Regions from separate parts of the Homo sapiens genome. Here all the other regions are linked to region 1. A link is a loop called in an ENCODE intact Hi-C map of the cell type or tissue named here. Cell type or tissue: endothelial cell of umbilical vein. All regions are shown on one strand. Region 1 overlaps LINC01572 (long intergenic non-protein coding RNA 1572). Region 2 overlaps LINC01572 (long intergenic non-protein coding RNA 1572). Region 3 overlaps LINC01572 (long intergenic non-protein coding RNA 1572).

Region 1 (2,500 bases):
GTACTATAGCCAGTGAGTATCAGGTCACAATATGGCCTGGCAAAACTGAAGGCCCAAAGACTAACCTTATGAGGATATTTTCACTTATGTCACACTGGGAAAAGGACAGATAGGATACACAGAGGAAAGACTTTTGTTTAGGGTGGTATATGATGTTTCTGTAGGGTGGTGTATTTGTTTCCTAGGGTTGTCATAACAAATTACCACAAACTGGATGGCTTGAAACAACAGAAATGTGCTTTCTTACAGTTTAAGAGGCTAGATGTCCAGAATCAAGGTGTTGGCAGAGCTATGCTCTCTCTGAAGGCTTTAGGGGAGGATTTTTCCCTGCCTCTTCCATCTTCTGGTGGCTCCCGAAATTCTTGGCATTTCTTGGCTTGTGGCAACATCACTGTAGTCTCCGCGTGTCCTTTCTTCTTCTTATAAGGATATCAGCAGTCAGATCTAGGACCCATCCACATCCAGTATGATCTTATCTTAACCAATTACATCTGCAAAGACCAAATAAGATCACATTCTGAGATTCTGGGTGGACAAGAATTTTGGGGGGACATTATTCAACCCACTACAGATGGGCAGTATGAAACTGTAAACATCACCTTCCTGTTCATCCTCAGTTTCTGTGTGTTCTTTAAAAGAACAGGGATCCTATATATTTTCTCCTTGCATTTTGTTCTCTCCCCTGCCTGTGACTCATACTCACTGGCTCTTATTCCTGTCTCTTCCCCTTCCAGTAATATTTCTGTAACATTCTGTATGGATGAATCACACACACATGCACATTATGAATCCATGCAACAGTACAACTTGGTTTTCATTAGAAACTTTTCTAGGATATGGATTCCAATGATGTTCCAAAAATCAGATAATTAAATTCTAGCTAGAAGCATAATAGCTCTTAGGCAGAAGAGCAGCCAGTGATTACAGGCTGTGGTAAAGGAAGTCTGGAGGAACAGTTCATCAATAGCTGAGTCATAGGGTTCCTATGATTGTTTCAATGAAGCATTTAAGGTTTATAGTCTTTATGATAGTCTTTCTCATGCCAAAGGAAAGTATACTTAAAAGATAATGACTTATTTTAGAATCTCTTAGTACTAAGCCGTTTTGAGCTCCATTTCACAAGCTCTATTTCAAGTGAATGTTTACATAGTGTTCATAGCTATGGTCTTCATATTGTAGCATCATATGTTCATAGATATTGTGGTCTTTGACAATCTCTCCTGTTATCTATTTCATTTTCCTTCCCTGGTTACAAGGAAAGCTCATACCTATAAATAATCATTTATGTTTTCTTTTCTCTGCTTGCAGTTTTGACTAGCTTATTGTCTCACTGAATATGGCTCTATTCAGTTCCTACTGATATGAAGAGACTATCGCTAAAGATTTTTTTTAACCTATCAGAGGAAGTTCCTGGATCTCTGGCCTTAAAATCCTGTCTCTATTTATTCTTGAAGAAAAAAATTAGAAAGAAAACATGATATTATGCCTTGCACATAGTAGGAATTCAATCAATATTTATTTCATTTGGAAATTGACAGCAATATTTTGATTTAAGTTGTACTAGACGAATAAATACAAATGGCATTCACTTGATGATGGCAAAATGGTGCCGGGACAACATCCAACAATGCATCAAATGTTCCACAATAAATTCAGATAAATAAAAATACTACAAATAGGCCCATAAAATTACTAGAAGAAATAATGAGAGAATTTTTTAAAATAATGTTGGATAGAAGTCTTTTCTAAATATAACACACAACCCAGAAGTCAAAACATAAGGATTTATAAATTCATCATCATAAAACTAAAACAAATTTCTATATGAAAAAAATCATCATAAGTAAACAGAAAAATGACAAACCAGGAAAAATTTATAATTCATATAACAGACAAAGGGCTAATTTCTATAACATATGTATAAGAAGCTCCTATAAATCAATATATAAAAGTCTAATAACCTAATGGAAAACAGGGAAATAGTTTATAGGAAAAGAAATAAAATTACTTTTAATCATATTAAGGAAACAATCTCACTCACAGTAAGAGAAACACAAATTAACTCCACACTGAGATACCGTTTTGTATTTAATATATTTGCAAAACCCCCAAACTATTGATAATACAATGAACTTGTGAAGGTGTGGTAAAATAGGTTTATTTCATACATTAATGGTGGAAGTGGAAAGTGGCACAAACTCTATGGAATGCAATTTTCCAAGACCCACTAAAATTACATGCAGCTACCCTTTTACCTAGCAAGTCCAGTTCTATGAATTTATCCTACAGATATGCCTGCACGCATGTAAAATGGCACATGTAGAAGGCTACTCATTGCAGTTTTGTAATGAAAAAAGATTAGAAACTACTTAAATGGCCATCAGTAGGATGCTGGTTACATTAACAATGGTTTGTCCACACAACGGGATATCATGAAGCTATGAAAACGTTGAGTATTCTCCTAAACAGAAATTCTTTCTTTGTAACCATTGCAGGAAAA
Region 2 (2,500 bases), 190 kb after region 1:
GAAAAAACACTGGGGAAAAACTTCCAGATCTAGGGCTATGGAAAGGGCTCTGAGACTCAACACCAGAAACATGATCCATGAAAGGAAAAAGTGCTAAATATGATCTCATCAAAATTAAAAACTTTTGCTCTGTAGAAGACCACGCTAAGAGGATAAAAAGGCAAACTACAGAGTGGAAGAAAATAGTCTAGTTAGAGAACTCTTAAAACAACAGTAAAAAAGCATATACTCCAATTAGAACACAGGCAACAGACATGAAGATATTTCACCAAAGAAGATATACAGATGCAAATAAGCACTTGAAAAAATATTAGGCATCATTAGCCACAAACCACTGGGGAAACACAAATTATAACCACAATAAGACATCCCTACACATCTATCAGAATGGCTAAAATTAAAAATAGCGACACCATCAAATGCTGCTCAGGATGCAGAGAAACTGGATTACTCAAACATCACTGATAGAATGTAAAATGGTACAGCAACTCTGGAAAATAGTTTGGCATTTTCTCAAAAACACTAAACATGCAATTACCACACAACCCAGCAATTGCATTCCAAGGCACTTATCTTAATGAAATGAAGATTTATTTTCTCCTTAAACAACAATGGGTACAGGAATGTTTAGAGCAGCGTAGTGGGTTGAAGGGTGGGGTTCCCAAAAAGATATGTCCACATCCTAATTTCTGGAAACAAGGAATGTTACTTTAGTTGGAAAAAAAAAAGGTCTATGCGGATATAATTAAGAATCACGAGATAAAGAGATCATTCTAGATTATCCATCCAGGTGTGCCCTAAATACAACTGTCCTTATAGCACACAGGGGACATTTGACAGACAGATGACAAGGTGATGTGAAGACAGAGGCAGAGTCTAGAGTCACAACAATAACAGGGAAAAGGCTATTGATACACACAAAAATCCTGAGAATTATACAGAGTTTTAAAAAAGCTAATCCCCAAAGATTAATACTGTATGATACATAACATTCTTGATAGGACAACATTATAAAAACAAACAAGAGATTAGTAGTTGCCAGGAATTAAGGAGAGTTGGGGCAGGAAGGAAGTGGGTGTGGCTGTAAAAGACAATACAAGAGATCCTTGAAATAATAAAAATGTTCTGTATCTTGACCATATTAATGTCTACATCCTGGTTATATGTACTATAGTTTTGCAAAATGTTATCATTGGGGAAAACTAGATAAAAGATACACAGTATTTTCTGCAAATTATTTCTTACAATTGTGAACCTACAATTATCTCAAAATAAAAAATCTAATTTAAAAAAGTGATCAGCTGAGTGGAGGAATAAATAGTATGAAGTAGAAATTAACTTAAAAAATCAAGTTAGAAGGTAACTGTCATCTTAAACATGCCAATGCACCCTAAGATAAAATTCAGGCAATTTAAAATTGACAGTAGTTTTCCTTTTAACCAAGAACCGTTTTATCATATCTCTTACAGGTGAAACAGCTTTGGTGTTCAAAAATAACATCTCTTTTTCTTTTTTTTTTTTTTCTTTGAGAGGGAGTCTTACTCTGTTGCTAGGCTGGAGTGCAGTGGCATGATCTCGGCTCACTGCAACCTCTGCCTCCCGGGTTCAAGTGATTCTACCGCCTCAGCCTCCTGAACAGCTGGGAATACAGGCGCATGCCACCATGCCCAGCTAATTTTTGTATTTTTAGTAGAGACAGGGTTTCACCATGTTGACGGGGATGGTCTCAATCCCTTGACCTCGTGATCCGCCCACCTCGGCCTCCCCAAGTGCTGGGATTACAAGCATGAGCCACCGTGCCCAGCCAACATCTCTTTTTCTTACTCTTCTCTATTTGTCTGCAGTATTACAAAATGAAATCAAGATGGTGCTATAAAAGTTCCCCCTGCAAACCACTCCAAACTCCCTTCTATAACTGACACCAATGCCAGTTTCTTTTCTCTCAGAAATTGTTTTTAACTTTTATTTTCATATTGAATTAGAAGAATGCTTCACCTCTTTTTATCTGTATTTCACTCAAAAGTCCAGGTTATTTTAAACCTCAAAATCCAGTTCTAATCCAGTTTACATTTACTCCTTTATTTGCACTTAACCAGTGACCAAGCATCTATATACAGTCTATTTAACCTTGATAGTTTTTAATATCTATATCCATCATGCCACCAATAAACAAATTACGTGTCCTAATTTCCAACTTTAGTTTCATATTAGGATCCAAGTACCTTAGTAAATGTCCTAATGCTTTCATCAACCATTTGCATTTTCTTGAACATCAGCAGTTTTGTAACATAAAGTCAGACCACAAACCTAAAATGTAGGTCACAATGTCTCCTTTCACAATGTGTCATGAAAATTTAACTACTTCAGGATAAAGACCAGGTGCCACATTCTTTCGTTTTTGTTAAAGGTTTTAACACTCCTGGTAATCAAGGCTTTTTTTTTTTCTCCAAAAGTCATAAATTGACTGATTATTCCTTCACAATTCTCGTTTCAACTGTAA
Region 3 (2,500 bases), 71 kb after region 1:
CTGTGGGCCCAGCTGCTACCTGATGCCAACCAGGTGAGCCAGCACATCTACAGTGTGTGTAAGCTTCTACAGTACCTGAGCTTATTTCAACCTTCCCAATCTAGTCACGCCTGGTGCTTTATTTTACCTTTCAAATCTCAGGCAAATTTCTCTTGTGGCCAATCCTAGCCCAGAACCATTCAGGGAAGGGAATTCTGGGGAGAGAAATTCTGGGAAACATAGCCATCACATACACACATACAAATAAATGGGACCCCTATGTAAGTGTATGCATACCTTTATGTTGGTATGGATAAAACGAAATGCACAGAAGGATACACCCCAACTGTGAAGCCTGGTTTCATTAGGAGGAGATGGTAGTAGAGCGATATGACCAGGATTATGAATAAAAAGGTAGATGATCAGTCTTACCAGGATACAACTTTTTATTTTATTGTTTTCACTTGTTATAAGAAATTATTATGCTAGTAATTTAAAAGTATTGAATGAATTTAAAATATCAAAAACCAAAATGAATTCACACAGGCCTTCAATTCTGATTTTTTTATCATATAATAGTTGTTCTTGTGCTCACATCCCATCTCTGCCAGCTACTACTTGTGTGACTTTGAACAAGTTATTTAATTTCTCTACTGGACATAGTAATAATAATGATAATACCTGGCTTGTACAGTTGTTGTATAAATTAAATTAGATGCACAAAATGCCTAGAATTGTGCTTAGCAAACAGCAAGTGCTCAATAACATTAGTCATCATTATCATTTTCGTTATTTCTATCGTTATTAATATATCTAAGTGGAAATCACTCTCCTCCTTCTCATACCCTATCAACTCAATTCTTTCCTGTCAAATCAAGAAGAAAAGGAGGAGGAAAGAAGGGAATCTGATTTAAACAGAGATGCCCCAAAAGGTTGTCACTAGCCCATGGGTCAGTGAGTTGTAACCCTAGGTAGTCATTAAAAGGATGTCGATGACAAATAGATGCAAGGTCAAGCAATGTAATGATTACCCAGAAAAAGCCTGGGAGTGAGACGGTCAATTTAGCTATGTGAGTGTATTTGTGAAGCTGTGCATGTGTGTTCTCATGTGTTAGCACAAATAAGTTTGTGTATAAATTGCAAGTAAACAATACAACAACTGAGAATAAATGCACGTAAGGAAAGGTTTATAAATGCCTGCAAGCGTGAGGTCAGTGTACCATATATAATCTTACATTTTCTGATCCACATATATGAGTTAAAAGAGGGGACTGCCACAATGCTCATTTACACACCCTGAGTCCTGCAATTTATTTCACTGTATTTGATGTTGGCAGGGAAGCATTTATTTATTTAAAATCACTCAGAATACAGCACAAAGAGCTATTCTGTACGTATGAGCTATTCAGTAGGCATGAAATGTGCCTAAGCTGAAAAAAAAAATCCCCCTCCTGGACTTTTGACATATCGTGACCACAGTGAAGGCAACATGAGGCTTCTTTTGTTTCTAGATGCTGCAGGAGGAAATGAAACAATGGGGCAGGAACATGGTTTTTAATCTTTTTTTCTATGGGGGCATACGTGGCTGACTAATGTTCCCTATCACAATGCTCTTCTAAACCCAATTCCCAGCATACTGGCCATTACTTCATCTCATTCACTGCCACCCAAGAGAGCATTTCAGGATACAAATGAGTGAGACTGACATTGGAGGAGGATAACCTTGCAGACATTCTATTTTTTAATTAAAAATGTAATACATGAATATATTCTCATTGTAAAAGACTGAAATAGGAAAATATATAGAATACACTCCTGTACCAGCTCCTCCACACCCAAACTCCTACTCTCCACAGAGAAGTTAACAAATTATTAACAATTTGGTGTGCATCTTAAATTTGCACTTTCATTTATTTATATGTACGCATGTGTTTATATATCTAAAAACAAACGTGTGTATAAATATGCAAATGCATGCATAGTGTGTTTTTTCCATAAATAAAATTATAGTTTAGATATTTTCTGGTGACTTGTTTAATTTCCACTTAACATTACAACATAAGATATCTTTCCATATAAGTACCTACAGCCCATCTTATTTTTATAACATCTGCATAGTATTGTATCATATAAATGTACCATATTTAAATTTAACCTCTTCCAAATTGGTGGATATTTAGGCTGTTTCTTTTTTATTATCAAAATAACATTGCACAAAACATACTGGCTTATCTTTGTACATGTTGCCTTGTGTACAAATGTTTTAATTTTTATTTTAATTTTTTTAGAGACAAGGTCTTACTCTGTCACCCAGGCTAGAGCGCAGTGGTGCAATCATAGCTCACTGTAATCTGGAACTCCTGGGCTCAAGCAATCCTACCACCTAGCCTCCTGAGAAGATAGGACTACAGGTATGCACCATCTTGTTCAGCTAATTTTAAAATTTTTTTGTAGAGATAGAGGTCTCACTCTGTTGCCCAGGCTGGTCTCAAACTCCTGGCCTCAAGCAATCCTCCCACCT

Evidence for each region. Peaks named below come from ENCODE experiments on the same cell type or tissue, not always from the same donor. Only the 100,000 strongest peaks of a DNase experiment are listed, where the experiment ranks them.
Region 2: it touches region 1 in a loop (12-fold over the local background); 2 of 110 quality-filtered maps call a loop at or near these places.
Region 3: it touches region 1 in a loop (5-fold over the local background); 2 of 110 quality-filtered maps call a loop at or near these places.

What each region holds. Positions count from the first base shown.
Region 1 is chr16:72,290,923-72,293,422 of GRCh38, forward strand. LINC01572 (long intergenic non-protein coding RNA 1572) reads right to left here. Exons shown (of 14, transcript NR_126330.2): 10 at 248-491. Among named protein-coding and RNA genes, the nearest start is that of PMFBP1, 120 kb to the left of the region's middle. RefSeq lists an enhancer at 1-790. In endothelial cell of umbilical vein, no CTCF peak of the experiment used is centred here; a DNase peak (open chromatin) is centred at 949; H3K27ac peaks cover 2,382 bases.
Region 2 is chr16:72,480,582-72,483,081 of GRCh38, forward strand. All of the region lies in intron 6 of LINC01572 (long intergenic non-protein coding RNA 1572), which reads right to left. The region is part of intron 1 of LOC124903718 (a long non-coding RNA gene); the gene reads left to right. Among named protein-coding and RNA genes, the nearest start is that of LINC01572, 180 kb to the right of the region's middle. In endothelial cell of umbilical vein, no CTCF peak of the experiment used is centred here; a DNase peak (open chromatin) is centred at 1,060; H3K27ac peaks cover 1,053 bases.
Region 3 is chr16:72,361,679-72,364,178 of GRCh38, forward strand. All of the region lies in intron 8 of LINC01572 (long intergenic non-protein coding RNA 1572), which reads right to left. Among named protein-coding and RNA genes, the nearest start is that of PMFBP1, 190 kb to the left of the region's middle. In endothelial cell of umbilical vein, no CTCF peak of the experiment used is centred here; a DNase peak (open chromatin) is centred at 1,513; H3K27ac peaks cover 1,483 bases.